4 separate regions of the Homo sapiens genome follow, and regions 2, 3 and 4 are each linked to region 1. Evidence: chromatin loops called from intact Hi-C (ENCODE). Cell type or tissue: PC-9. All regions are shown on one strand. Each heading gives the region's core, and the rest is flanking DNA. Links, peaks and the distances in the headings are about the cores only. Region 1 has its middle 78 kb from the start of HTR4. Region 2 overlaps SH3TC2 (SH3 domain and tetratricopeptide repeats 2). Region 3 overlaps SH3TC2 (SH3 domain and tetratricopeptide repeats 2). Region 4 overlaps ABLIM3 (actin binding LIM protein family member 3).

Region 1 (7,651 bases), core at 1,690-6,689:
CCAAAGAGGAAAGCTCTAGCAATATGTACCCATAATTTCTCAAGGTTCTTTAGCATTCAAGGGAGGCTTTCTGCTTAATAGCCAAATAATTCTATCTAAACCCCCATTCAATATTTTATCAATTTATTGTATAATAGCTATATTTTATCCTCCTTCTTACTCCTGAGAATTCTCAGGAAATAGTTCACACAATAACAAATCCACCTTGATTATCATTGGCCATCTCTTACTCTGAACCACTGCTGTAGGCCCCTCTGCTGGTCACCTCTCACAACTGTTTCTCAGGATCTTTTTGCAAGATGTTCTCAAAGAACACAGCCCAAGGGACACAGCCCCTGTCTTGGTATAGCCCATGCCAGAAGAACACAGACCTTTTCCTAATTCTCCTTAACCCAGCACATGCTAAGCTGTGAGGTCTGATGTCTACTGAAATATTGATAATAATGCAAGGAAAATGAAAATTTGTAACTGATACGAGATAGAACCACTCCTATGATCCATAGGTCTGAGAGTGTTTTTCCTCCTTCCTTCCTTTCAAGAACTGGCTCATCTCCCCCATGAGAATTTTATTGTCTTTTTTGCCCATTGAGTCCAAACTCTTACCTGCTTCAGCCCCAGAGGAATGAAAAAGCAAACCTACCCCCTTCCCTAATTTAAGGCCCAATTTATTTCTTTGATAGAATAAATCACAATAAAAACATATCCTTTCCACTATTCTGGGCTCCAGACAAGGCCACTAGAAAGTATAGTTCTCTACATATGTTCATCTGACTGGGGGACACAGAACACTTTAATCCACAGTGAACTAAACCACACCAGCTGCAGATCATGTTTACAGCTCAGCTGAAACAAAACATCAGATCTGCCTGCTGCCTGTTGGGAGGAATCAGGTCTTAGGAAGATCTATCAATATTTAAGCCAACATATTTCCCAAGAGAAAACAGTGATTTTTCTGGGATAGCCCAAACTAAATCTACATGAAGAAAATAAAACATCTCTTCTTGTAAGGACACAGTCATATCAAGGATACTCCCAATTTGTATTACTAACAGAGCACATAACTTACATCCTGATCTGAAAACTTTAGCAGGATTTTACTGACATCGTGGGTTCAGAGCTTCCCTGAGTGGAGGGAAAAGCAGGCATCTGTCTTACATGTATGTGATGTAATGTGTCGCCAAAGACTTAAGGCTAGGAAAGCAGTCCAGGAGGGCAAAATAAGCCTTGAATTCCCTGGTGAAGCATGATGAGTGATGTACAGAGGAATTTGGTAAACAGCAGGCTGAAAGTTTATGCTGGCAAATGTTACCTCCAGCAGCAAGACCCAGTATGAGAGACAAATGAAACATCCTTGGCAGCAAAGGCAGGTTTCTATTATCTTTGTTGTAAGGAGGCTTATCCTTGGGTCACAAAAGTCTGTCCAGGGTAATGATTCAGAATGCCATAGGGAGCTGCCAACAGCAAGGGCTGAAGGGAGGATTTGATTCATCTCTTGCTGGTATTGCTTCTCTTGCGGTTTCAATGCTAGAAGTGAAGTATCAGTGACAAGAGCTTGCTCTCCTGGAGAGGTGTTCAGAAGGCACAGGAGCCAGCAAGGTGGGCTCCATTTCAGGTCTTCACCATTTATGAGCTGGGCGGCTGTAACTCTGGGCGAGGTGTTTCAAATTTCTACCTGCCAGCTGGAAAATAGCACAGCGAATGGAGGATCTGGGCATGCTTTACTAGTTTTCAAGCTTGGATGACGGGGGGATTGGCAAAAGTGAACACCTAAGGGGAGATGGATACAGATGGCAAGACAGAGAATCACGGGACCCCTTTTACAAATGAGTAGCCCCCAACTGTCAGATAATTTGAGCTCGGTTTCCCTGCAGTTTGTCCTTTTCAGATTTTTTTGTAAAAGTTTAAAGGAGCTCCAGCACAATTCATTTGACAATAGTAACTATTTACTGTGACTACTTCCAATTGTGGCCAAGATCTGCCCTCTAGTGGTCTGACAATTGCAATGCCTCTTACTATTACATTGTTGAACTTGGTAATTTTCAACGGTCGGGCGACCCCTGTTGTCATAATAGTCGTATCTCAGTATGTTGAGCTAAAAGAAACTTCAAAAATCATCTGGTCTGTTTCTTTTCATAACTAATTCCTCCCAAAAATGCACCTGGCTCTTGCTTTAACACCCAACTCCACGTAAAGATAGCAGAGCAAAACAGGATCACAGAAACTTCTTTCCCCACCTGATGAAATGGTTATTTTTTAAGCCAAATAATACATTAGCGGCTAGAGAGGAAAGGGTACTGCTTGAATCATAAGGTTTGGCATCCATGAAAAGAAAGATTCTGATATGACTGGTACAACTTCTAAGGCCAGCCCTTCTCCCAAAAGCAAAGGTAGTCAACGAAATACTGAGAATTCAAAAGAATATGCTTTAATTAAAAAATAAATAGAAAGCCACACCCACCTCTGAAACTGATTCTTTGGTGAGGAGAAGACACGATAGTTCCAGATAAAGTGAGAAAGACATCAAGGAGAATCCATCCGCGTCATTTTACAGAAACTACAAACAAAACTGCTCCCTGTTAAGCATGAGCAAAATGAAAAGAAACAGTACAAAATTATGCAAATCTGCTACTACAAAATAAGTAGTAAGCAAGAAAAAGGCAAAACAAAACCAAAACCAAAAACCCTCAGGAAGAAAATAAAACTCAAAGGTGAAGTGCAAGTTCTTTTTGAACGCTTAATTACAGAGAAGAGTTCATTAAGAATATCAATTCAGTAAAACAGTACCTCTAAGATAAATTATAAAATAAAGAAGATGGAAGAAGACATTGTGGAGCTAAGAAAAATTGAAAAACAAAACAATGAGTTATAAATGTAATAAGTTATAAATTGCAAAGGAGAGAAAAATGTAGCTGCAAATGTCATGGAGAGATGGCTGGGGACAGTCATAGAAAATGCAGGATGAAAAGACAAAGCAATTAAAATAAAGGTAGATACAGAGAGAAAAAATTATCCAACGTGAAGACAACTGACATCCTTAGAGTACAAGGAAAGAAAAAAGAGAATTCAAAGATATAACCTAAAAAGTTTTCTGAAAAGAAGAACGGTATTAATGGATAAAAAAGAGGACAATTATGTCAAGAGAAATTGATACAGAATGGTCTAAATTGGGAAATTTCCTGGTTAAACTGTTAAGTGTTAAGAATCCAGAAAAAAATTTGACATTTAGGCAGAAAACGGCAAGTCAGCCCCTATAGGGGGAAAAAGTCAAGTGGTTTCAAGGCTTTGCCATGGCAACTCCAGTACCAAGGGACATGGAGTAATGACCACCAACTTCTGAGAGAAACAACATGATTCAAAAATATTGTACCAAGCTAGGGTGTCACCAAGCATGGAGATAAAGGGCAGATATTTTTTGACACGCAAGAGCTCGGGAAATATAATACTCATGAACTCTTTTTGAAACAAAACCAAACTACACACAACTGGCAAGTAATCCCATCGAACAAGAGATGAAAAATAATAAAGAACTCGAGTGAAAAAGCTGTGATGAAAAGAACTCATGTGGAACACCATGTTTATTTAATTTCACAGCTAAGGCTAATCCTGTGTGGCCTTGAAGGTAGTATAAGGGAATGTATCATTAAGTCCTAACAAAGTGAAAATAATATAAGCAAAACCTGGAAAAGAGTGAGATGAAAGGAAGAGTAAACAGTAATTATCTTATCTTTTGTAACAGGGGTCAGCAAATGACAGCCTGTGGGCCAAATGTGGCCCACTTCCTGTTTTTGTAAATAAACATTTATTGAAACACAACTACATTCATTCATTTACGTATTGTCTCTGGCTGCTTTCACGCTGTAATAGCAGAGCTGAACAGTTGTGACCAAGTTCTTTTAGCCCACAAAGCCTAAAATATTTACTACCTGACCCTTTGCAGGAAACATTTGCCGAGAGAGAAAAGCTCATTAAGAATATGAATTCCGTAAAACAATACCTCTAAGATAAATTATAAAATAAAGAAGATGAAAGAAGGCATTGCAGAGCTAAGAAAAATGGAAAAACGAAACAATGAGTTATGTTTTGTAACACTATTTTACAACACTGAGACAATCTATAATAACTAAAATTGAAATGTGTGGCTCAAAAAATGAGTCCGTTTTTAAAAATGCTTCAGTAATGTCTTTAACTTTAGAGGGATCTCTACTGAGGACGTTTTTATCCAACAGGATGTGTACATATACAGGCACAGAGAGATGTCTAAAGTAATATTCATCAAAAGTACTTGTTACTCCCACATGGTAAAATATGGAGTAATGTGTTGCTTTTGTGTTGGTGTAGTGTCTGATTTTTTTGTAATGAGCATGTATAATTCTTTAGAAAACAGTAAGAGTAATTCAAGTGATTAATTACTCTTAAAAATAAAAAGGCCAGTCGATTTCATCTTCAACCCAGCTTTCCTAAGAACAGTCAACCTGTTATTTGGGAGCTTCCTCAGGCCCCCTTCTCTTCACCTCAAAATTTTGGTATGAATTTTGGAAATGTGATTGGAGGATTCCTGTATATTCCATAATTAAGCGTCGGGGAGTTTTCTTTCTTCATTTCCTAGATTTGCCATCAATGTGGATTAAGAATTACTTGGAACAGCAGAGGGCGCCCTGCTCCATGTTTATAGGAATGTAATGTAAGTACCTGACCAGTACTGCCGTTTGGAACTTGTGTGAATGAAAGCCAGTAAGTGATCGCCTGTAGGACTCAGTTTCCCCATCTCCCACACCTTTCTTCTGCCAACCCATCCCCCACACTGCAGAACAGATCATGCCGCCCTTCTGACAGCAACCCTTCTGTGACTTCCCTTTGCACTCAGAATAAATTCTCAACTCCTTAACTAAGGCAGAAGAGGCCCCCACACGATCCCGCTCCTGCCATCTCACTCCATGCTCCACATTACACTTGATACCTCCACTACGCTGGCATTTAGTCAGTGTCTAGACCATATTGAGCTCTTTCCCATCTCTGGGCCTTTGCATTTGCTGTTTCCTCTGCTGAGCAATTTCCTCTCCCGAGCTCTTTGCATTTTTAAGGAATCTTTCTCAATGTTTGTCACCTCCTCAGAGAGGCCCTCCGTGATGACCCTACCAAAAATCTCACCCACTTTATTTTCTATCACAGCACTATTTATATTATCTTACTTCTACTTCTCACAGTCTGTGATTGTTTTATTTGTTACTATGTTTTGTCTGTCTCTCCCACTAGAACCTAACTTCCACAAGAGCAGGAAGCTGCCTGTTTTCTTCATTGTTACATCTTCAGCATCAAGCGCTTAGTAAGTACTCATAAATATTTGTTGAATGAATGAATAGACTTGCAAGATGTGTGTCCTGGCTGCTCTCTCAAGGCTACTATAAAAAGAAAAAGTGAGAAAGTTCTTGTGGTGGGTCAAATTGTATTTCTCTCTAAATTTATGTGCTGCAGACCTAACCCCCAGTACTTCAGAATATGATTGTATTTGGAGATGGGGCCTTTAATGTGGCACTTAAGGTAAAATGAGGTCATATTGGTGCACCCTAATCCAATTTAACTGGTGTTTTTATAAGAAGAGCAAATGCAGACACACAGAGAGACACCAGGGGTGCACAAGCACAGAGAAAAGACCACATGAGGCTGCTGACTTCAAGCCAAGGAAATAATTCTCAAAAAAGCCAAACCTGCCCACACCTTGCTCTTGACTTCCAGCCCCCACAGCTGTGTGAAAATAAATTTCTGTTGTTTAAGCCACCCACTCTGTGGTACTTTGTTATGGCAGCCCAAGCAAACTAATACACACCTTTATAAATCAAATAGTAGTAAGCAAAAGTGACAACTTAATATTTGAAAGAGCAATGATTAGGCATTAATGGTGGATTGAAATGGCAAGTTATGTTACAGCTATTCCATTGACGGAACAGAACTTGAGAAGGTAAATACTGAAGCTGGAGAGGCAGGGATGACTACATATTTTGCAGAGTACAGGGCAAAATCAAAATGTGGAGTTCCTTGTTCAAAAGGCAGGAAAAAAGTGCTGTTAAAGATACAAAATATAAAACTTTCTCTTTATTCCATGGCTTCTTTCTCCACTCATCATAGTGTTTTTACTTTGCTATTTATGTAGCTCTAAGAACAATTTAAAATTATCAGCATCAATTTTACCACTTGTCTTTATATTGTAGAATATTAGTTTTAAAATATAACATTTAAATATTAGTTTAAATGTCACAGCATTTAGCTTGATGTAGAAGCACTGAAATTACATTTTCTGTATCTGGTAGCTCACACATGCATAGGTATTGCCTCCTCATCAGAACTGTGGAAATGCTGCCAAGAAAAACAAACTCAACTGTGTTTATTTTACTTCTTGACATGTGCATATTCTACCAACACTATCTTCAGCTTACTGGCGAGGAAGGAAGGAGTAAAATGAGAAGACACTATAGGCCATCCACATTTCCCTTTCCTTCTGTGTCACCATTTTCAGCCTCAGTGGGTGGCTAACACAGGGAAGTAACATGAGTAAGAAAGGATATGAAAGGGATCCTTGGTCATTTGTGTTTCTCAGAATGCCACTGAACAGAAAGCATGGCCCCTGGGGGCTGTCAGTGTCCCCATTTACCCAGTAGATGTAACACACTCTGTATTCGCTGTGATTCTCACTGCACTCCATGTGTCCTGGGTACAGTTGACTTCTCTGTCCAGGGCATCCTAAATGTTATATGTGAGTGGGGAGGCAAGGAATGGCAGTGGACCCATAGATTACACGTGTTTCCTCTGATCCCATGCATGCTCCACTGTCTCATTGGACTTTACCTATAGAACACAAGTTCAAAGAAAAAATTATTCAGGATTTCAGGACGGCTACAGCAGAGCATTAAACCACATGCATGGCCCTCTGAGTGTGGGTCCCTGTGCAACGCGCACAAATCATGAGCTCTTGGAGCCAGCCCTGGAGAAAAGTGAAGCCATCCTTCAAAGAGCAAAGAAAGTAAATGGGTCCCAGACTGCTTGCAAGCTAATTCCCAAAGAATAAATATCCTGCGGAGGTCCCTAAAGCCTTTCTATAGAGAAGTGCCAAAGTGTGGTTCAGTACCCCACCCTTAGCAGGAGACACAGGAATTAACAGTCATGTGCTATTGATTTTCACGTTGGCACGTATTATCTCAGGTTCTATGGGATTTGCAAGTGAGACTGAGAACCTATAAACATATAAAACCATCTTCCTAGGGAAATTGTGTTTCTGAGTTTCCAAAGACCAACTTGCAAATCTTCTTTGGGAACCCACTCTATTTCTAGGTAAAAGCTATTCACACCTGGGAGTCCTGGGAGGCCATTTAGCTCTTAACAAGGCAGAGGCCAGTCAGGCACTTTACTGAGATCATTAAGAGACAGGTGGAGGCAACCAAGTACAGTGGGATCCCTGGGCTGGAAGTCGGGAGACATGGGTGGGAGGATGACTCTGATAGTAAAGTGTGTGAACTTAATCAACTTGCTTTCAAACACAGAGTCTCATTTCTCTCTTTTGTGAAACAAGAAAGTTGGATTTGATGGTCCCCAAGGGCCCACACTGGGCTAAAAATAACCAAAACCAGGAAAACTTTCTGACAGAGAAGGCAGAGAGAAA
Region 2 (7,651 bases), core at 481-5,480, 300 kb after region 1:
AAAATGAAGTTGGTGGTTAGGGAGTGGTAGAGCAGGACATAAGAACTTCTCTAATTAAAGCAGTGTTCAAGGAGGGGATGGGATGGGGGTACTGTAATCAGCCATTACCATTTGTCCCCATAACTCAGGTAAATGTAGTTTGAAAGCCCATGATGAGAACACTATTAATAGTACCACACTGACTGGGCCCCCATCTCCCTGGGCTGATCGCCAGATTCCCCCCAACACCACGGAAGCTTCTAATCTCAAAACAGCATGTAATTGAAATCTACAACTAAATTCAACTGGGATAAATTGATCCCAAAGTTTTATAGATCTCTTAAATTTTACAATGTATTCCTAAATTTACTATTTCATTTACTGTTTATAACAACTTTATGGTGCAGGTTTTTTTAATCCATGTTTGTAGATTAAGAAAAGGATTCAGAACTGTTCAGTGACATGCTAAGAATTGCATGGCTAGAAAGTGGTAAAGCTGAAACTAAAACTGAGGTCTTCTACCTCTGCGTGCATTGCCTCACAACATCTGCTAAAGTCCTGAGTTCCAGGACAACTTACGAGAATTTAGAATTTAGGGAAAGGCCAAGAAGCTTGACAAATTGCATTAGATATTTCCAAACATGAAAACTGGGTTAGAAGAACATGGCAAAGCTTCTGGCAATATGGCAGGTTAAAGGGCTCTAAAAGGGCCACTCTCCCCCATATCTATAGAAAAATCTGTAACAAAGATGAATATTTTAGTACATTATTTAAAGAAAGAAAGGGAAATCACTGGAAGCCAGTAACAAAAGCAAAAACCAAACCCAGATTGGCAGGTGAAAGCAGATGGCCCAGAGCTCCTGGTGGTTTCAGCTGGGACTCTGGCCTTCAGAACTGGGGTTGACCTTCTAATGCCCACCCCAAGGACAGGAGATGTGATTTAGACCTGCCTGAAGCAGGGAGCCCATTAAACTCCCTGGAGTCTGAAAGAGTTCAACTTCTGTAAAGAGCAAAGAGCAGATTGAAAAATTTCTTCCTACCTGCCGAGAACACACTTTTCATCTATTTGAGTCCCTGGAAAACATCAAACACCTAGGCTTATGCCACTGGGACGTGTGGGATCTGAATTTACACTACCTGGTGTTGGTACCACGATCCAAGAATTAATAGTAAAAAATCAGTCCTGGATCATTACTCCCTAAGGTTCCAGGAGAAGCAAATGCAAAACCTAGTCAGCAAGGTTTTCTTCAGTCCAGGATCCATATAAAACCCATCTTTTAAAATGTTGAAAATTAGTTCATGTAACAAAAAATACAAACCATGCAATAAAATGAACTATTCACAACGAGAGCCAGCAGATACACAAATAACTATATTAACACTACAAAAAACTAGAAATGACAATAATCTGAAGAAGAATTTATATGAATGATTAAAAAGGTGAAATAATAAGAAAAAATAGAAGCTACAATGAAAAGATGGAGCACTGTGAGAAGAAACAGCCATATATGAAAAATAGCAAAATATAAATCGTAGAAAATGGAAAATAAAGGCACAGAAATTAAGAACTACATGGGTGGGTTAAACAGCAAGTTTAGTCATAGCAGAGGTGAGAATTAGTGAAACTGAAGATTATGTCAAGAAAATCAATCAGAATTTAGCCTGGTGTGACAAAAAGATAAAAAATATAAAAGAACTGATTAAGCAAGAATGAGGATAGAGTAAGTCCAACGTACCTCTAATAGGAATTCCAGAAGAGAGACTAAAAAGAACGAGAGAGAGGCAATATTCAAAGGAAGAAGGACTGAAAATTTTCCAGAATTGAAGAAAGACATGAATCTTCATATTGAAGAAACACACCAAGTCCTGAGCAAAATAAATAAATATAATATCATTTTTAACATGATGTCCATTTCTTTATGCTTACAGGTCTTTTTAAGTTCTCTATTTCTCCTACGCCTCCTTTCTTGGTTTAATTACTATTGACAGTTCAACTTTATAGAATGAATGAATTGAATATGAAAGATAAGATCATAAATTAATGAAATAAAAACAAAGAAAGTAGACAAAAATAATCAAAGCAAATGCTGTCATTAATGAAGTATCATTATAAAAACAAAAATCAATAAAGATGGTCAACAAAAGAAAAAATGATTCTCTGAAAAGACAAGCAAAATGGACAAGGCCCTGGCAACATGGATTTGCAATTTTATAGTTAAAGTTATTTTTTCCTGCAAACTTTGAAGATGTTATGCTATACCTAGCTAAATTATAATTCAAGAGTATATGTTAAGTGTTATATATATTTAAGACAGGCCAAGACTCAGGACTGAGAGTATTTATAACCCACAGATCTTCACTGAAAATAGCTACTAAAATAGATACTCTATGAAGAAGAAGTGGACAACTTGCTGTCAATATGTAATAAAATATATTACACGTAGACACATCATGCAAATAAATGGCTATGAGACCAATGGCAAAATTATTAGTGTCAAAAATAGATTCCACAAGAAATTGAATTATAAAGACACAGGCAATATGAAGAATAAAAGAAGGAATGTAACAAAAGAATGTTTTCTAACTGTAATACTATAAAATACTAGCTTTTTTCCTATGTTCTTTTTTCTGGTTTTGAGTACATTAATTTATCAATCTGACTTATTTTTTTAATTTAGGCACTTAAGTATACACACATACTTTAGGGAGTAATACACAAGCACAAAAAGAAAACCTACACGGAGAAGATGGAGACTTCAGCAAAGGCTGAATTTCTTCTCAGACCCTGACACCCAGCAAACATAGACAAGAGTGACACCCAGTGGCCAGTCGGACGGCAGCGTGCAGAGACTTCAGCGGCTTGCTTGCGTGGAGTTGGGTCATTCCTCTGAGCTCAAAACCCATCCCTCTGTTGCTGTGATTCAAGGAGCTCTGATATCTGGAGAGTGCTTTGGGGGATATGCAAGGAGCCAGTTCCCCTCTTCTCCTTGTGCCACCCCTCCCTGTTTTCTGACTCATTTTCCCCTTCGGTACCAATTGTGCAATCTCTGGTGCATTGGGTCCCACAACTGACCAGGCACAGGAGAATGTCATAGTCCACCTCACACAGCACAGAGGACGCTGCTCTTCAGTGTGAGAGGACCCCTTACAACTAAGCCAGTGAAAATATGATGACTGAATTAATTCAGTAGTGCTGACTTACTGTCATTTGAGGTAAATTAGCGTGAGGTGCAGAAGTCCAAATATAAGTTATGAAAATGACATCTGTCCCCAATATCCTATTAAAACTGCCTCTCAAGATCACCACCCACAACAACGGCAATGACACAAACAACAATAAGAACAAGTGCCTGTGGATCATACACACACACACACTGTGCCAGGCACCATTCTAAGGGCTTTGTGTGTATTATTAGCTCATTTAAAGTCACGGCAATCCTATTAGGCAAGTGCTAACATTCTACACATTTTACAGATGAGAAAACTGAGGCATGGAGAGATAAATGAATATGTCCAAAGACAAGGAGCTGGTAAGCCAGTGGAGGCACAAGCTGCACTCACATGGTCATGAATGCCTTTTGGGGACCCTGACTCCACAACTCTGTAAGCCATGTAGCTACTGTGCTTCCAGAAGACCTACCAATGGCCAGTCCCAAAGGCCTTTCTTTCCTCACTTGGCCCTGCTGTACCTCTCTGATGACAGCACAGGTGTCAGCCCCGCCTCCCCCGCAGCTTGTTTCTTCCTCTCTGTGGCTCCTCTGTTTCCTCTCTGCGTTCTCTCTTCCTCTGCTCTGTAAATGGAGGCATCCTCCAGGGTTCTTCCCCCATTCCTATTTTCCATCCTCTTTTTTCTTTCTCCCTTTCACTGGGACTTCTCACCAGAATGTATTGGATTTCATGTCAGGATTTAAAATCACCAGGACATTTAATGAGAGCTCACTGGATTTAATGTCAGGATTCTAAAGTTCCAGAGGGAAGGCCTTGGGTTCAGCTCCTTCATCCCTGGGGTCCTCTGTTCCCCCTGTGGTAACATGAAGGGGTGGTTCAGAGCAATGTTCTCACCTTGGTTGCCCACCAGCCCCACCTGGGGAGCTTTTATCAATATAATTGCCCAGCCTCCATCCAGACCAGTTACACAACAGCCTCTGGAGGCAGAACACAGGTGTCCATATTTGTAAAGCTCCTGGAATCTTTGACTTCCTGTCCATTGGTCCTCAGCAGTGGCCTTCCTCTCCATTCTCACCCTTTTCTAAGTGCCACCGTGGGCTTCTCGCTGGTCTCCTGCCTCCAGATTCCCCCTGATGATGCATGCCTCCCCCAAAGCCAGGTTTCATTTCCTAGAGAAAAGGTCCAGTCATATAATATGTCACCCTTGCTCAGAGACATGCAGTAGCTCCCCATTCTCTGCCAGGTTAAGGAAAGGGCCCTCACACAGGCATTCCCAGGTTTCCAGAGCATGGACCCACCTTTGCTGCACCAGTGACCTTCTGGTAACTTCCTCCAAACTACATGAGTCGTTCTTCAAGCACTGACTCACTTTCCTACCTATGACCTCTTTTCCCATCAACATCTGTTGAAATATTTTACATTGTGCAAAGCTTAATTCACATGTCCCCTTCTTCATGAAGTTCTCTTGATATCCTTTTCTTCCTTACAAGTCCCGATAGTTCTCCATACCTCTCCAGGAGCTCAGTGAGTGGTCTTCCTTGTTTATAGTTATTTGGACTCCCACATTTCTACATAGAAAAAAAATAACCTTCTGTCTCCTCCTCTCCCCACGAAGGGCAGGGCTTACAGGGAGCTTCTGCCCCTTGGTCTGCTCTCTTCATTGGCTATTTCCCACAAGAGAAAGAATTTAAGTCTCTGTTCAGATCGTTAGACATTTCTGGGGCCACATTTTCCCAGTGTAGGGCGCTATGTTGTGTCAGTGTTAGGAGCCAACTCTCCCTTTCCTCGTGTACTTCCTGCGCCCAGGCTTTCTACTGTTTCCTATCCCCACATAGGAAGCCCACTCCAAAAAGATGGAGCAATACCCGATATCTCTGTCCTTCCATGACAGGGTGGGTGGAGCAGGCTGATCACCTTCTCCTGATTGGCCAGGCAGATGGGTCTGCTCCTCAGAACCAGCCTTTCTGGATTCAAGGCAGAAAAGAGTAAGAGAAACACTCTGCCCTCCTAGCCAATGCTGAAGTCACACATTGGCATTCAGCTTGAAAGCTGAATGAGTGAAGATCTACATGGGACCCACCTCCCAGCCCTATGTGGGATCAGCATGCTGCTAATCTATTTCTCCCCGTGTGTGCCCTTCCTCTGAAGGGGCCCTGTGGTTAGACAGTGTGGGTAGCAGGATCCAAGTACCAAAACCACACCCTCAGTGCCTAACAGCATGCCCTTTGTCTTGGAGTTTTGCTTCCCTCCTTGCACAGAGGAAGTCCTCAGTGACCACCTGTTAAAATAAACTGAACTGACGCATTCTCTCCTTTCTATCACTCTCTGTATCAACCTTGGTGTCAGCATGTGCTTTTCTGGCTCCATGTCACCAGGGCACCCTCGAAGCTCAACTGCAAATCTGCTCAAAGAGGGGAGGGAACCCTGGGAAAGGGAGCCCAGCTCCAGGACATGCTCACTGTCAATACTCACATTGGGGAATAAGAATCAGGATCTATGTTCCTGGTGGGGACAAAGCCCACTTGTCCTGAACTTGTCGACTTTCCAATGAACCACTGAAGCCCAGGTATGACAAAGCCGATGATCTCAATGCTTTCTCCCTGGTAGAAATTCAGTTCATCCTTTTCTCCTGGCTCATAACCCGTCAAGGCCTTACAGCGTCCTCTGCCTGTGGAAAATAGCACACAGATCAGCTACAGAAGACATGAACAGCTGAGCCTCCCATCACCTTCCAATGCAATAGAAAATGAGGGGTTCCCAGACTTTAGAATGTCAAGGACCAGTAACATTTCACTCCCCTCCCCACCCAAAAATTGGCAGGAATGACACAGGACAATTTGCTTTTCATTTTGCCAAACTAGGACATATTTTTAAAAGAACTACAATCCACTTTCACCAAAGAAAAAATGTTTTAACAAACACAAAAAAAGATTCTCAGATAGCGGATATGCCTTAAAAATGAATAAACATAGCTTATGGGAAACTGGAAAGCTCACTGTATTGTCCTGGTTTGTCTGATTTTGCCACTGTAATGTAAATGCTTTGTCATGGTTGGCACAAATCCACAGACCAGTGTGTGAGAACCACTCGACCAGAGAAGCTCTCCATGTCCTTCCAGCTCCTTTGGCCTCTATGACCCTCAGTCTCCCCAACTGGAAAATGGGGATAATAGGAATACCTGCTGCTTATAAATATTAAAGAGAATCAAAGAGATACAGTGCACAATGCCTGGTACCTGGTCAACCCTCAATAAACATTAGCCTTATTACCACTGGTGGAATAGAAAGCTGCTAATGACTTAGAAGGATCTAAAAGACTCCCTTTCAGACTATGGTACTCAATCTGATAAATTGCCTACCTAGGATCTAGCAATGACCTTTTGATGAATGTTTTTCTGTCCAGTTTACAAAGTACAATTTGCACTCACTTTCTCAGGTCTTCTCAAGAGCTTCAAAGGGCACGGAAACTATCAGAATCCCCTTTTCCCAGGTTACGGAGGGAGAGAGAGGGTATGAGATTTGTCTAAGGATCTTATGCATGGCAAAACTGAGTCTAGAGCTTAAGTCTTCAGGCTGCTGGTTAGCCTCTCCATTAATCCTGGTGGAGATAAAGGCTTTTATGTGCCTCAGTTTCCATATTTGCTTTAGCTTCTCTGCTAAAGCTACTAGCCTATTTTTTCTGACATTTTTGGTCAAGTTTCTAGATTGTGTTTTCAAGATCAGAAATTCTCACTATTTTGTGGGTCGATGGGATCTACCATGTGTTAAATATCTACATTGTAAGAGAAACTGTGCAAAGTGATTTATGGATGTCATTTTGTTTGGTTCTCATAACAACATTTAAGTTGGTTTTATTGTATCATTTTACTAATGAGGAAGTTGCAACATAGGGCAGGTGGATTGGCCAAGATCACACTGGTTTTAAGTCAAGGAGCCAGAATTTGAACCAGAATAGACTTCAAAGCCTTGCGTTCTAACTACAAGGCTGTACTGCTTTAGGAAGCTAAAAATCTTGTTTGTCATCAGTAATTTATTAGATCTGATGTCTGGGTTCCATAATCCTATTTCTTTTTTTGTGTTATTTGGGCTCAGCACTTATAAAATTGTACTTTGTGGTAGGAGTGTGTGGGAGGGAGGTGAAGGGGAGTTCTAAAGATGAAGATGAACAGAAGGTATTTCTAGATGTCTAAAAAGTGTTGGACTTCATTATCCAGTAGATATGGATCTACAGTACTTACAGATATGTGTGTATACACACATACAGATTACTTAAATTGTGTGTGTGTGTGTATATAATTCATTTATTCAACAAATTTTTACTGAGTACCCTTATGTGCCAGGCATTTCTACTCTTCCTAAATTCAAAGTTAATTTTACAAAACTCTAAGGGAAATTAGAAAATGTTTTGACCAGAGATTGAAACAGGCAGCCCACAGGCCGCATTTGGCTCACGAAACATTTAATTTGGCCCTGTTTTTTCACTCATATATCTTAAAATCCCTAAT
Region 3 (7,651 bases), core at 1,881-6,880, 270 kb after region 1:
CTGAGTTCTGGAATAATCAGACAGAGTTGGGAGAGTGAGGGGGTACATATCAGGAAATATATGCTGTCCCACCGAAGAGGGAAGACCGCCAAGTGAGAGGCCCAGTAGCAAAGAGCACCCCTAACATACACACCCTCCCGCTTAACGGTGTGGGACCCAGGAATAGATGTGCTTATTAAGAATCTACTCAGTTCTGCTTCATTGTGACAGCTACCACCAATTGACATTCATACCAAGCCATCCATACATCTCGTCTCAATTAAAAGTCTGAGCAGAGGAATAATTGAAGCTTAAAGAGGTAAAGTAAGTTGCTCAGGTCACTCAGTGATGAAAAGGAGAAAGAGCTTCAGACCCAAGTGTCCCTGAATGCAGGACCAGGGTGCCTGGCCACACCTCCAGGTTTGGCTGCACTTCTCAATGTCAAGGCTTACATGCCTCCAAAGATGGATTTCCTTTTTAGCCATTTCCTTGTCTATGACATAAGTAAGTCTGATATAATTCTGACAGCCCTGGGCTCAGGGAAGTTAATTAATTTGCAGAAGGTCACACAGCTAGTAAGAAACAGATTCTAACCTAAGTATGCCCAACTCCAAAACACATTACATTGCCCCCACCTGAGCTGCCACCTGAGTGAGTGCAGAGCCCATTCCCTTGAATTTCTTCCTTCTTTGCCGCTTGTCCACACATCTCAATGGGAGCAATTAAAAGAGGAAAAGAGACCAAAACTGACAAGGTCATGAAAAACAAGGAAAGGCAGAAACCGTCATAGACCAGAGATGCATAGGGAAATATGGCAACTAAATCCAATGTGGGATCAGAAGAACATTAGTGGGGAAAACTGTTGATATCTGAATCAAGGCTGGAGTGTTGTGTTGCAATCGCCAAGTCCTAATGTGTTTTCTACCTTCTCCACTGCTGCCCTAATCTAGTCTCATGCTGCTTCTAGAATCATCTTTCCAAAGCACAAATCTGACCATGTTTCTTTCAACTGCTTATAATCCTTCTATACCTTCCCCTCAACCTCCAGGTAGAATCCAAACCCTCTTTGCTTCCCTGAATCTGCTCCAGCCTCACTGCACTCAGAGTGACCTGTTCTCAGAAAACATCACCCCCTGTCCACCCTCTGGACCTTTGCTTGACACATGCACTGTCTGTCAATACCAACCTGCTGGTCTGCAGTTAGAATTAAGTAAGTGTCCCTTTCAGAACTCAGTTTGGATATCACGTCCTCCAGAAAGCCCTTCCTGATGCCCGTAACCCTGTCTGGGTAAAATCCCTTCCCCGCAGTGCCTGTAACATCCTGTAACTAACACCAATCACAATGCTTCTGATACTGAATCATATTACATAATATATCATTTGCCCCTTTCCTGTCACCCAGCTGAATCCCCACTTCCCTGAAATGTGTGCCCAAACCTGGCATTGAATGACACTGACCCTCCTCAGAAGGAGCTCAGTCCTCTTCCCTGCTTACTCCATTTCTCTGAGTGTGCAAGGAAAAAGTGGTTGTTGCTAGTCTGTCATCTACACTCTCTGCCACTTATTAATCTCTCTGTTTTCAAACAATGCCAGATAAGGCCTAGGCTGGGTGCTTGCAATGAGCAACAGGACCTAGCTTGAAGTTAATGCATTATTTTATTTTCATTGTATTTGCCATTATTTACATAATTCTGTTTATGGAAAACAATACAAGTTTTTCTTCTATATAGACTAGTCATCCCTTATAAAAATAAGTTAATATGAGTAAAAGAAGTAAATCAATTTAGAAAATGTTTTGTAAAGGCTCTTTGGTGCATATCGTGATAAATGCATGCATACATACACACACGTGTACATATACACACACAACTGTGAAGGAAGCCCTGAACAGCAGAAATCCTGTCATTTGTGCAACTAAGTCCTTGAGTCATGAGACCCCCGCCTCAAGTACCACTGTCTTTGCCACTAACTACCAATGTGTCTGGGAGAAAGTTACCCTTCTGTTCCTCAGTTTACTCACCTGTAAAAAGAAGATAATATAATTGAGCTATAAAAATATATTATTTCATCTCTCCAATACTATTTCTCATCCTATTCATACAGTATAAAAATAGCACTGCTGAAAAACCCAGAGGTGAGGTTCTTTTATCAGAGGACAAATATCTGAGATGTGTAGAGGTTAAGTGACTTGCCCAAGGTCGCACTGCAATTTAATATCAAAATCAAGACCAAAATACAGGTTCCCTTTAGTGATAGGCTTCCTGATCCCTCATCCTAACACCCTCCATTCCTGCATATTCCCTTCCCCAAATAAACTTCTGCCAAATGAGGTGCATTATATTTACAAAGAGGAAGAAAATGAACACACACACACACACATACATATATATACACATGCACAATATAAAGGCATCTTAAAATAATGGAAAAGCAAATAAGAAAAGGACAAAAGCAATATTGGATTTCAGAATGTTAATACTGTTGGACAGGGAACTAGTATACCTGAAAGCTGAGAAAACATGTTACAGGGTTTTCCACAATGTTGCAATGCCCTTCTTGTTCTTTATTTAGATTAGATGTAAGGAGCCAGCAGTCACACAGCCCATATAAGATTTGAGGGAACAATTAGAATAAAGAGGGTAACTAGATCATGTTTGGCTATGATACACTTATTTTTTTAAATGTTTAAGTAGAGACCAAATCCAATCACCACTTTACTCTCTGTGGATCATGAAAAAAAGACAGCATCAACATGTTTCCAAAGGGAATAGCTGGCCCACATTTCAAAAATGAAAATTTTAAACACTTTTTAAAAGAGTTTTAGCAAGCGGTTTACATATAGAATGTAGTAATTGCAATTATATAGCACAATGTTTTTCTTATTTTAAAAAAATAGTCTTACCCTTGTCTTTGGAAACATGCTAAACATTTTTATAACTGACCTGGTTATGGGTAAATTCATCAGATTTATAGGTAAATCAAAGTGCACAGAATTGGGAAATTTTAGCTAAAATTTCCAAGGAGATGTAACATGGATAGAAACAACGCTCTTCACGTATGTGTGTGTATGTGTATGCATATGCAAATGCATGTGCATATTTGCAGCAATTGAGAAAGATCTGTCCAAACAGAAGTTCAAGTCAGAAGACACAGAAGTTTCAACTGATTATAAAGCTCAATGGAAGCCAAGGACAGATGTGGCTGCTGGGGAGAGGAAGAATCAAATTAAGTATAGTAACATCCCTCTGTACTCTTCACCCACCGGCCAATATCAAAAGCCTCATGCAGTTGTGGGAACTGCTCTTTCAGAGAAACAGAAACAAATCTGGCCAGAGGAGAGTGAGTGGTCAGTGGGAAAAGGGAGGGGATCTGTAACCTGAGTCAGATGGGGAATGGCCAGTGGCATGGTTTCCAGGGCTGTGTGAGCCTTCTTCAAATACACGATATGTAACTGTTCTGGAATGTGTGTGCCCCTGACTGTCTCCCAGGAATGTTGTTGAAAGGACTATGCACGGGAGATTAGACTGAATAGCCTCAACCGCAACGTCCCTCCCAGCTTGGGGCTTTTACAGCTTGTGGTGGGGGCAAAACCACATCTATTCTCCATGGTAGTAGATTAGATAACTTTACTAATTAGACAACTGGAAGCTTCTCCTTCCTGGAGAATACTCTCTAGAGTAGACAGCCTTTTGACAACCAACCACATCTCTAAGAGAAAATGTGTGCCAATTAGTAGACAACCTTGATGACTAGAAGATGCAATGGCGGCTCAACTCACCACTCCCATCTCACCCTTTCATACAACCAATCATCTGGTCAGCCCAAGAAGCTAGAAATTAAGGGCAGATGGTCTGATAATAAAAGCTAAGCTGATGGGCATCAGATGCAGGGAATTATGGCTGGTATCCTTGTGGTTCACAGAAAAGGAGCAAGGGTGAACCACCTGCATCAGGCTTGCTTGAGTTGCTTTCTAAAAATGCATGTTCCTGGGATACATCCCAGATCTACTGAATCAGAATTATTAGAGATAGAAACCAAGAAGTTCATGTTCCACAACCTCACCAGGTAATAGTTATGCACACTATCTGAGGGCTCTTGCCCTGCAGTGGTGCTTCCCATACTTTAGGGTGCATTAAAATCACCAGGAAAGCTTGGACGAGTCAGCGTTCTGGGATCCAGAGATTCTGATTCAGAGATCATAGGTGGGGCCACAGATTTTCATTTCAAACAATCTCACAGGTGATGCTGATGCTGCTGGTTAGTGGACCATATTTTCAGTTTGCTGAAATTAGAGAATTCCCAATTTCATTATCAAAGAACTCAGATACTGTGGTAGGTCACTTCTGAAATGATCCCCAATGATTCCTCACCATCTGGTATTCAAGCTGTTGGTAAACACTCCCCTCTTGTGGGAGCTAGACCTAGTGACTCATTTATTATGAATTGAATAGGCAAGACTAAGGAGATGTCACTTCTGTGATCAGGTTATAGAAAGAGTCACTCCCTTTTCTCCTGCTCACTCTGGTTCTTGCTCCTCTTGTTTGCTCCCTCTAGTGAAGCATGGTGCCATGTTGTGACTGCCCTGTGGAGAGGCCCACGTGGCAAGTGGCTGCAGGAAGCCTCTGGCCAACAGCTAGCAAAAAACTGACTCCTAACAACAGCTGTGTGGGTGAGCTTGGAAGCCCATCCTTCTCTAGTTGAAGTTGAGATAACTGCAGCCCCAGCTGATTGCAGCCTGTGAACCACCCTAAGCTGGTGGGCTCAGCTAAGTCATGCTTGGATTCCTGCCCTTCAGAAACCATGAGATTATAAGTGTTTTAGGCCACTCAGTGTGCTATGCAGTGATGTTATTAATAGAGATGCTTTGTAAAGCAGCTGCCCTGAAATCAATAAGATGCCTTGTAGTTGGGTATGGCACATGCCTGTAGTTCCAGCTACTCAGGAGGTTGACACTGGAGGATCACTTGAGCCCCGGAGTCTGAGGTCGCAGGAAGCCCTGACTGTACCACTGAACTCCAGCCTGGGCAACAGAGGAGAAACTGTCTCAAAAAAAAAAAAAAAAAAAAAAGACATGTATTGGTATTCTCTCCCATCCATCAAGTCCTCCATCTCATCTGCCCCCATTGTGGATGAGACAAAATGTGTGTGTAAATGTAACTGGACAATATTTAATCATATACACTATTTACATGTAATTTATGTCATAATTTTCTTAACATTCAATTTCCAAGCCTTTGCTCTTGGAAAGCTTCCCTGGAGCTTCTGGGAGGTTATGTGGGAGCACAGCCTTATGGCAGGAGGAAGATGGTGAATCCAAGTCAGGTTTCGTGCAATCCATCTGGCCATTCTGAGGCTGTGTCTTTTGAGCTAAGATCCTGGTGAATTCTCTCCTGTCAATCCCTGTGAGCATGAGGAGTGATACATACTTTGGTTCTGAAGAAAGAAATGGAAAAAACTACAGGTTCCTCTGCTGGCAAGGGGAAGGGGTCTTTCCCTGAGAAAATCGGTGAAGAGCACAAATTCCAATCTGCTTGCCTTTGCACCAGTGCAGTGACTGATTTCCTCATTGGGGGAGGAAGGAAGGCTCCTGGAGGGCAAGATCCCTCATCTTCTCCAGAATTATGTATGGAGAAAGTGCTTTTCAGAGGCTGTTTGTGTGGAAGGCAACAGTCAACCGGTAAAGGCTCCAGATGCAAAGCCTGGAACCAGGAATTCTCATCGCTGCACCATCAAATCTTTCTGTGGCCTGCAATGAGCCCTTCTCCTCCTGGACTTCATTCTTCTTCTTGTGAAATGAGGGGGCTAGGCCAGGTAAGGACTCGGACCCTCCCAATGAGTATTTAAGAGCCTAGGGCAGTGGGGTCAGAGTCTGGCCATGCCAAATGTCCAGAGACAGGACAGCTTTCCTCAGAGGGCCAGGCCACCACCACTCAGCCACCGCGCCCTCTCTGAGGAGCACCCGGAGGGCCTGCTGTGCCACAGGGGGCTCTGGCAGATGTTGTCCAGCCTGCTCCTAATGGTGTCCTGAAGCTCCTCATCACCCAGCAGGACCGCTGCTGCCAGGGCCAGAAGGAAGTACTCAGTGGCATCATGGGCATCCTAACCCCGTGGTATGGGGGCAAAGAAGAGACAGCATTAGCAAACACTTCCAGGACAGGCTAGGAGGCTGTGCTGGCCACTCTAGTTTTTTTTGTTTGTTTGTTTGTTTGTTTGTTTGCCCAACATCCAATCCCCATCTCCTGAGTCCTTAGGGAGCCCCTCTCTCCCTCCACTGTGGTCCTTGGGACATTGCTAATCACAGTGCCCTGCACTCCAGGCACAGAGGTGGTCCCTTACTGAGGCTCAGCCAATCATGAAACATCATTGCCCTGGGCACAGTGCTTCAGGGATGTGTACATGACCCAAACTTGGCCTACATCTGCCACTCCCTGGGACTTTCCACTGTGTCTCAATAAGGAAAATAGTCCCTCTGAAGTGGCAGGTTCAGAGGTGGACTTGAACCTGCCAGTAGCTAGAAGGGGAAAAGGCCAAGAAACAAAGCAAAGTAGAAACATACAGAGTCAAGGAATACAATGAGAGGTGGGGAAATCCCTGATGATGATTGAGAAACAGGATCCAGAGCTATCTGCAGTTAAATTTGTAGCTCAGCCTTCACATTCTTTGAGCCAGTAAGTTGCCTTTTTTGCTTAAGGAAGTTTGAACTGAGTTTTTCCCTTTACAATCCGTGGAGTTCTTGGTTGACATGATCAGATCACACACTTTGTCCCTGAACCACTTACTGGGAGCTATGGGGCAGAGGCAAGATGGCTAGAGGGTGCTTCACTACCCCCGGCCCTCCCTACATGGTAAAGATGAGAAACAGATGCTTCTTTGGGTGAGACTCAAAAAGGCTGCCTGGTTTCCATTAACCCTCATAAGTCAGTAATTAATTCAGGCCAGAAGCAAAGCCTGGCAAATAAGAAAAGGACAGCAGAGCTGCCCTGAGGGTTCCCTGGGGGCCAAACACAGGAGTGACTCAGAAGCCACTATATTAAGAGATTAAGGGTTGTGCTTCAGGGGACAGGGACCTCTAGTAAAAGGAAGCCAATCCTAGGGACACAGTTTGGGGGTCAGGGTTGTAACAGAGATTTGCAACCAACACAACTCTAGAAGTCACCAAAATAATAAGAAGTTCTGGGGTGGGCATAATGGCCTACTACACCTGTAATCCCACCATTTTGGGAGGCCAAGATTGGCAGATTGCTTGAGTCCAGCAGTTCGAGACAGGCAACATGATGAAACCCCATCTTTACAAAAAATACAAAAATTAGCCAGGTGTGGTGGTGTGCACCTGTGGTCCCAGCTTCTGAGGAGGCTGAAGTAGAAGGATTGCTTGAGCCCCAGATGCAGAGGCTGTAGTGAGCCAAGATTGAGCCATGCTACTCCAGCCTGGGCTACACAGCAAGACCCTGTCCCAAAAAAAAAGCAAGCAAGCAAAAAAAGAAGTTCTAGATTCAGCAAGCAAGAGAAGCAGGGATAAAACCTTCTTAAGATCTAAGTATACTTAGTTTAAAGGCCCCATACCTCGTTATCTCAAACATGTTAATATGCACCCACATTTCTCATAAAATGTAGCTTTACATTACTTTATAAGAAATGAGTTGCAGTTGACTAGTTGGTCTGTAACATTTTA
Region 4 (7,651 bases), core at 1,094-6,093, 500 kb after region 1:
CCCTACCCCTTTCCCAGCCTTTCCCCCTGAGCCCCAAAAGTCCATTGTGTCATTCTTATGCTTTTGCATCCTCATAGCTTAGCTCTCACTTATGAATGAGAACATACAATGTTTGGTTTTCCATTCCCGAGTTACTTTACTTAGAATAATGGCCTCCAATTTCATCTGGGTTGCTGCAAATGCCATTATTTTGTTTCCTTTATGGCTGAGTAGTATTCCATCATATATACATATATATATATATATGTATGTATGTATATAATATGTGTGTGTGTGTGTGTGTGTGTGTATATATATATATATATATATATATATATATATATATATATATATCACAGTTTCTTTATCTACTCATTGATTGATGGGCATTTGGGTTGGTTTATGTGCATGGAGATTTTAAAGGAGCAGTTCCAAGGTTCCTCCCAGTCTATTGCCACAAAGATAGTGCTGCTGTCATAAAGGCAGAGGTCTGAGAAACCTCATCCTGCTATGGTGAAAAAAAAATCCAGAGGCCAGGCGCAGTGGCTCACACCTGTAATCCCAGCAGTTTGAAGACTGAGGAGGGTGGATCATGAGGTCAGGATATCGAGACCATCCTGGCTAACATGGTGAAACCCCGTATCTACTAAAAATACAAAAAATTAGCCGAGTGTGGTGGCATGCACCTGTAGTCCCAGCTACTCGGGAGGCTGAGGCAGGAGAATCGCTTGAACCTGGGGGCAGAGGTTGCAGTGAGCCTAGATCACACCACTCCCCTCCAGCCTGGTGATAAAGCGAGACTCCGTCTCAAAACAAAAAAAGAAATCCAGAGAGGAAACCTGCCGTAAGAGAATGCCCTAGCTAGGGTCAAGGCCAAAAACTCCAATGCCCACGTCAAGGAGTGGGAAGGGCTGGGAGTCAGAAAGTAGGGAGGGTCACTGGTGACCTGCAGTATCTAAAAACCTTCAGACTCAGAACTGTTTAAAATCATGCTTACTAAACAGAACCGTCCAATGGACCACTTTCAATCACTGTACTTGTAACCTCTAGAATGCCAACATTCTAGAAGACTATGATACCAACTCCAGCTTTGGCATTAAAAAACAAAAAGCATTGGCCGGGCATGGTGGCTCATCCCTGTAATCCCAGCACTTTGGGAGGCCGAGGCGGGCAGATCACCTGAGGTTGGGAGTTTGAGACCAGCCTGGCCAACACAGAGAAACCCCATCTCTACTAAAAATACAAAATTAGCCGGGTGTTGTAGTGCATGTCTGTAATCCCAGCTACTCAGGAGGCTGAGGCAGGAGAATCACTTGAACCCAGGAGGCAGAGGTTGCAATGAGCCAAGATCGTGCCATTGCACTCCAGCCTGGGCAATAAGAGCGAAACTCCATCTCAAAAAAAAAAAAAAAAAAAAAAGCCTTGGCAAATTTAACATCAGGGTGTAGCAGAGAGGTGGGTGGCTTCCCCAACATTAAATCAGCCCCAAATGTTACAGGTGTGGAGTGTGCTATAACCAATCAGAGAGATAAGACTGACTGCTGACTCTGCTAACGATTAAAAATGGCCTTAATACCTGGCTGACAGATAGTTTTGGAGATTAACATCTCTATCTCTGAGTCAGCTGATACAGAAATAGCTAATCCTTCACTTCCATAACCTTCATAGTAGGTTTTAACTGCAGAGCCTGGAATTGTGGGTGACAATCTCAGAGGACAGGAGGAAGTGACTCATGGAACCAGGAGTTGAACAAGCAGAAAATGTTGTACTCTTACAAAAAGCTAGAGCTCTGCCTTATAAAATTGGTTTCTTTATCACATAACATTCCAAGAAAATAAATTTAGAGTGTTATCTGGTATTTAGCCCTGTGGTTCTCAAATTATGAGTCATAAAATCACCTGGGGAGCTTGTTAAATCACAGATTCCCAGGTCCCACCTCCAGGGAGTTGGCGTCAGTGGCTTCTGCAGGGGGGCCCAGGAATCTGAATTTTACCAGACTGCAAGACAGGTGATCCACAGGTCACAGTTTGACACACCCCAATATAGTGAATATGTTTGTAGACTCAGTCTGGAGTTGTGGCTGTCTAATCAGAGTCTAGATTGTACTACTTGTCCAAATCTCTGGGCCCAAGTTAGAGAAGCCAACTGCCTAAGATAGAATGCCATGTTTCTTTTGTTTATTTATTCACTCAATGAGTATTTATTGAGAATCTGCAGTTCCTGCAGATATATCTGTAGGTATAACAGACATGAATCCTCTCCTCATAGAATTTACATTCTTATCAGGATAAATGGGTGGGGCAAATAATTATCTTCTCGGTACAGTAAAACCTGTTAAGATGGAAACAGAATCTCTAAGGATTTGGGGGCTGGTAAACATCCCTTAGTGTAAGTACTGTGTGCTGAGTCTCCTTCCTAATATCACTGCTGAGCATTTATATACCCAATGTGTACTTAAACACTTTTAGGGACAAGGGCTTACTGTCAGTTGAATAAGGCCATTCAGTTCTTAGGTGTTAAATGTTCCTTGCCTGAACCTTCTGCCCTTAGTCCTAGTTCTACAAAACAAATGAATGCCTCTTCCTACAGAGAGTCATTAAAATCTGTAAAATCAGCTTTCACCATTCTGTTAAGTCTCTTCTTCAGGGTAAAGACCCAGCCTTAGAATTGCATTTGAGTCCCCTTCCTAGGATAGTCACCATCCTCTCATGGGTGCATTATACCTAGTATCTTTTTGAAAAAAAATACAAAGGTAGGGTCCAATGAGTCATTCACATGCATTTCTTTGTTAAACACACATGGGCCAGGCACTGTTTTTGGCTCTGGGGATAAAGTCCACTGAAGAGAATAACCATCTTCTTCACCATGATGTTATCCTTCTGTTAATGTCACATTGTTGAGCTATTGGCCTAGGGAATAAGCTCAGAAGACCGTTATTTCACAGGGATCTTCATGAACAAATCATCTTTTCTTGCATTCTTTATGTAAGTTTATTGCTAGCTACCAACTAACTTTTTTTAGCCTCTTTTATTTACAGATATACTACCAACTCCTAAATTCTGATTTTTTTCATTTCTAATTATATTTTTTTTCTTGTTTGATCCTCCTCTCCTTGTTTCTTATGTAAATATGCTTTCCGGTATGCAGAGTGCTGAAGTTAATGGCCATTTTTGGCTCAGTTTTATTTCAGAGTGAAATGCCAATGTTATGGGGTTAGAAAGCAAAAGAGACCCTCTAGTCTGACCCCCTCGCTTGACACATTATTTCCTTGTATGAGGACTTCTGCCCTCTTGATCTTTCCTATGTCTCTTTAACTTAAGTTCATGACCTCCTCAGACCTCTGTGTCCATCTCATCCATTTCCTACAGTGACCTGTAACATGTGTTTCCTGCCACAGCCACAGTCATAAACAATTCCTGATAGATTCGGAAGCAACTCAGAGAGGAACCGGAAACGCTCTCTCTAATAACTCCCTAAAGTAAGAATCCCAACACACAGCTTGGTAGTGGACACACCCTGTGATTGCTGGATCAAGCCACAGACTCAGAGTCCCTCTACTGGGCTCTGAGAACCATTGCATTTTACTTTAGAAAGAATTAAACCCAGTTGAATAATAAGGAATACCCAAGTATGTCGGCAGACAAAAATCAAAGATTCTTGTTCCACAAAAGACAAAACTGCCCGTAAAATTAGAAACTTGGAGATGAAAATAATCTTCAAGGCCACCCAAATCCCACCTTATTGTTCTTCAGATGAGGAAACTGGGACCCAGAGAGAGGATGTGTTAGGGGCTGAGCAGAGACAAAAAACACAGGCCTCCTCACTTCAGGCCTCTCTTCTCTTTTTCACTCCGATTTATTGACCTTTCACCACCATCTCATCCCTTAGCTAGTATTCCGGTCCTGGGGGTTCCAGGCAACAAAGCATAATATAAAGTATATCCTAGAGACAAAGTCAGACAAACAAATGCCATCTGGATGCTCAGGAATCCAGCCATTGCTGGCTTCTTTCCTTTTAGGGCTGGTTACAAGGGGAATGGCTCCAGAGGGATAATATGTTCCTATTTTTCCTTCTAATCCAGGACACCTGTCCCTTCTTTGGGGAATGTGTCATATTTGGGGCTGCTTCTCAACATGTGAGCAGCCACCTGTTGCTCATGCCTTTCCAAATTGGCCTTTCGGGTTTGGGGCTGGCCAACTGGACCCCCACCCACAATAAAATGTGGGCGTTAGCAGTATACTAAATTTGAAGAGTCTGGAGTCTCTGAGGAATTAGCAGGTCAAGGCAATGCTCTCAAGCGGAATATACACCATGACACCTCCTCCCCCTTAAATGTGATAGCTCTGGTAGACAGTCATAAGTCTTTAAGAGAAAAGAAAGCTGGAGTTCACCATGCTCTGTCACTCTTTTTTATCCACACTGTCATTTATTCATTCAACAAATATTTATTGACCACCTGCTATGTGTCACTGACTGCCAATCATGCACTCACCTCTTCACCCCACAAACATGTACGGATCTCTTCTAAGAGCAAAGTCCCGTGCTGGGGACTGTGGGAGATGTAGCAATGAATAAAGCTCAGCTCCCGCCCAGAAGAAGCTCTTGATTTAGTGGGAAATGAAAAATCCATAAGCTACTGTGCCTTAAGGCTGTATGTGTGGAAAGAGACACAAAGAACTATGGATCACAAAGGACAGAGAAGTCACCCCCAACTGGCAGGTAAGAAAGTTTGCAAGAGGATGTCATGTGAGCCCTAGACCTTTAGGAACAGGTAGGATTTGGACACACAGAAAAAGGATGTGAGCGGTCGCATAGGTCTGAGAGGTGCCAGGAGGGAGCTGGGAAAGCCAAGAGGGCCCTTCTGGCAGATGTGTAAGGGACATACGCTGACCACGGAGTGAATCAAGGTGGGACATGGGGAGAGTGCTGGAGGGTTTGAAAGGTCTGAGTCTTCGTTATTTTCATGACCCCTTAGGTTCCGAGGTTTGGCACCCCATCTGCAAACAGGCAGCCCGGGCAGAGAAGAAGTTAAAGGTAAGCAAGCTAGTAGATTCCAGACCAGCACTCCTGCTTTGCTACTTTCTGCCACAGGCTAAGGGAGCTGTGCTTTGGGACAGGGTCAGCATTCCTTAGTGTGCACACTCCCAAATGTGTGCCTATGTCCTTGGATTTTCCTAACGGTAACACCTGCCCCATGGGGTTTTTGAGGGGGTTAAGACATCGGATATGAAAGCACTCTGAAAACTGTAAAGCACTGTATTCATGAGAGTTTTGTGTTTCTGGGGTGAGGCTGTAACTCTACCATTGCTGACCAAGATGGCAGCCTCGCTGAGAAGCTCTCGCCATGGTTTTTCCCAGCCTAAGGTCACTCGTTAATAATAATAGTTAATAATGTCACAGTAATTGACAGTTTACAAAGCATCTTCACAGGCACTGTCTGATTTTACTCCTTTAACCCTGTGAGGCAGATGGGCAAGAAATTCTATCTTTGCCTTGCCTGTGAGAAAACCAGTTCTAAAGAGGTGATGATGTGCCTGCAGTAACAAAGCACAGCCGACATCCCCAGGTACGCGCTGGGCCAGCTGAGGTCCTGTGTCCCTCTGAATTACTGTGTTCTGACAAATGTCAGGAAGGCTTGTGAATCTGGGTTCCTGATACTGCAGAGAGGGATTGAGCCTCCCAGGCTGCAGGAAGGATCCGGCTTCTGGGTCTTTGATGATGTAGAGGAGACACCTGGGGTGTGTGTTGGGGGATGGGGAATGGGGCCTTTACATCCTGGCCCCCGGATATCAAGTTGACCCCTTGGGACTCTATTGTGTTACCTGCTAGAGTCTATCCAACTAGAAAAGCAAGTGCACAATTTCTGACCAGCTAGTTAAACATGTCTTCCTTGCTATCTCATCCACTTAATGAAAGTTTTCTGAAAGAGCCAGTTTATTGATGCATAATTATGTTTTAAGCCCTGAATTTCTTTCCCTGTTTCTTGCAAGACCCTCTCCCATTTAAGGTATAAGACCTAATTGTCCCTTTCTTCATTTTCCTCCCCTTTGGTGGCATTTCCCAAACTTCAGTCATCGTCTACAACCCTGATGCCTGTTGCCATATCTGTGCACCACCTGTTTCATTATATGCTTAATCTTTTTCTTTACATCAAGTCACTACTTTTTATTAACTAACCTTATTTTAAAATAAAACTTTATATTGCCACGTGAAAACCAGTAATACTTGCTATAAATAGAAGGTAATCATAAAATAAATTCAATGATAATGAAATAATTCTTAAGAATAAATGTTTAAAATCCTAGCTAGACAATGTTGTCTGCACTCTCTTTGTTTAAAAAGGGAAATTGGGCTGGGAGTGGTGGCTCAAGTCTGTAATCCCAACACTTTGGGAGGCCAAGGCGGGTGAATCACTTGAGGTCAGTAGTTCGAGACCAGGCTGGCCAACATGGCGAAACCCCAATTCTACTAAAAATACAAAAATTAGCTGGATGTGGTGGCACGTGCCTGTAATCCCAGCTACTTGGGAGGCTGAAGCAGGAGAATCACTTGAAAATGAGAGGCAGAGGTTGCAGTGAGTCAAAATTGTGCCTCTGTACTCCAGCCTGGATGACAGAGCGAGACTCTGTCTCAAAAATAAAATAAAATAGGAAATTGACAATTGTTGAGAGAGTTGTTGAAAAGAATTAGCACCAAACTGAGACGGCCTCCTTGATCTATCAAGGGGATTGAAACGTTAGATTTTACTCTCTAACTCTATGATTCAGTATTATCAAATGTTCCACCTTCATCTTCCCAGAACCACCGCTAGTTCACAGTCCACAATTTAGGAAACTTTATAGCCCCACTTAGAATGCTTTAAATTGTAGGATGAGAAAACTGGGAGAGAATCAAGTGATCCTGAAGCTCAGCCTCTTCATTTCACAGATCAAGAATCCAAGATGCCTAAGACCACATACTTCACCTGTGGGTCCTTGATTCCTAATCCCTTTACATCAGGCAGGCACCCTCTTATGCATTAAGACTGGCATCATGCTGCTCTGCTAAGGAAGCTATTAATCCATCATTGCCATTGTTCAGAGACAGTTTTTTTTTTAAGTTTATCACTTAAGTTGATGTCAATTTGCAATTAATACACTGTAAAGAATCAGCATATTGTGCAATTACGTGAAATTTAACCCACTTTTACATTTTGAATAAACAAACTCCCAAGGAATGAATGCTAACCAATTTTATTTTTTAAAAGAAATACATTATTGACTGGGATAACTCAAAATGAAAAGTTTTATGAGTAATTTCCTATTTAGACTGCTAGCTGCAAATACGTAGAAAATAAATCCATATTCCACCCCTAACAGCCTGAAGTCCTTGCATTTTTGGTCGCATTCATACTCAGACCTTGACTTGAAAGACAGAGAATAAAAAGGAAGTACAGAAGTAGCCAGAGAGTACTTTAATGGTATTGCTAATGTTGCATTCTTAACCCCCTGTCTCACCCTCCCCACCAAGCTCAGGTTGCAGCTTCTCACCTTTTCTGTCTTCATCTCTCTCACAGCATAGACGGACATCTGAAACCTCCATCTCACCCCCTGGATCCAGCATTGGGTCACCCAACCGAGTCATCTGCGTATGTATCACTTTTCTACCACCAAAGGGCCTTCTTTATTCCTGA

What was found. Hi-C counts contacts between places; a loop is a spot of excess contacts. Peaks named below come from ENCODE experiments on the same cell type or tissue, not always from the same donor. Only the 100,000 strongest peaks of a DNase experiment are listed, where the experiment ranks them.
Region 2: a loop joins it to region 1, with 16 times the contacts of the local background. A loop is called at or near these places in 101 of 110 quality-filtered maps.
Region 3: a loop joins it to region 1, with 5 times the contacts of the local background. A loop is called at or near these places in 83 of 110 quality-filtered maps.
Region 4: it touches region 1 in a loop (26-fold over the local background); 14 of 110 quality-filtered maps call a loop at or near these places.

Annotation. Positions count from the first base shown.
Region 1 is chr5:148,729,122-148,736,772 of GRCh38, forward strand. No RefSeq gene overlaps it. Among named protein-coding and RNA genes, the nearest start is that of HTR4, 78 kb to the left of the region's middle. In PC-9, for the core only: CTCF peaks have their summits at 1,997 (motif pointing left), 2,203, 4,644 (motif pointing right), 5,659 and 2 weaker places; DNase peaks (open chromatin) are centred at 2,010 and 4,670; H3K27ac peaks cover 623 bases.
Region 2 is chr5:149,032,676-149,040,326 of GRCh38, forward strand. SH3TC2 (SH3 domain and tetratricopeptide repeats 2) reads right to left here. Exons shown (of 17, transcript NM_024577.4): 8 at 5,620-5,815. Among named protein-coding and RNA genes, the nearest start is that of MIR584, 26 kb to the right of the region's middle. In PC-9, for the core only: CTCF peaks have their summits at 2,793 (motif pointing left) and 2,997; DNase peaks (open chromatin) are centred at 2,826 and 4,506; H3K27ac peaks cover 3,498 bases.
Region 3 is chr5:148,998,825-149,006,475 of GRCh38, forward strand. SH3TC2 (SH3 domain and tetratricopeptide repeats 2) reads right to left here. Exons shown (of 17, transcript NM_024577.4): 17 at 1-6,078. The coding sequence ends at 5,887. Among named protein-coding and RNA genes, the nearest start is that of MIR584, 60 kb to the right of the region's middle. In PC-9, for the core only: a CTCF peak has its summit at 4,359 (motif pointing left); DNase peaks (open chromatin) are centred at 3,437, 4,407 and 6,487; H3K4me3 peaks cover 427 bases; H3K27ac peaks cover 5,000 bases.
Region 4 is chr5:149,225,695-149,233,345 of GRCh38, forward strand. It overlaps ABLIM3 (actin binding LIM protein family member 3), which reads left to right. Exons shown (of 24, transcript NM_014945.5): 9 at 4,955-5,013; 10 at 7,535-7,606. Among named protein-coding and RNA genes, the nearest start is that of AFAP1L1, 42 kb to the right of the region's middle. In PC-9, for the core only: a CTCF peak has its summit at 3,462; DNase peaks (open chromatin) are centred at 1,687 and 3,527; H3K27ac peaks cover 503 bases.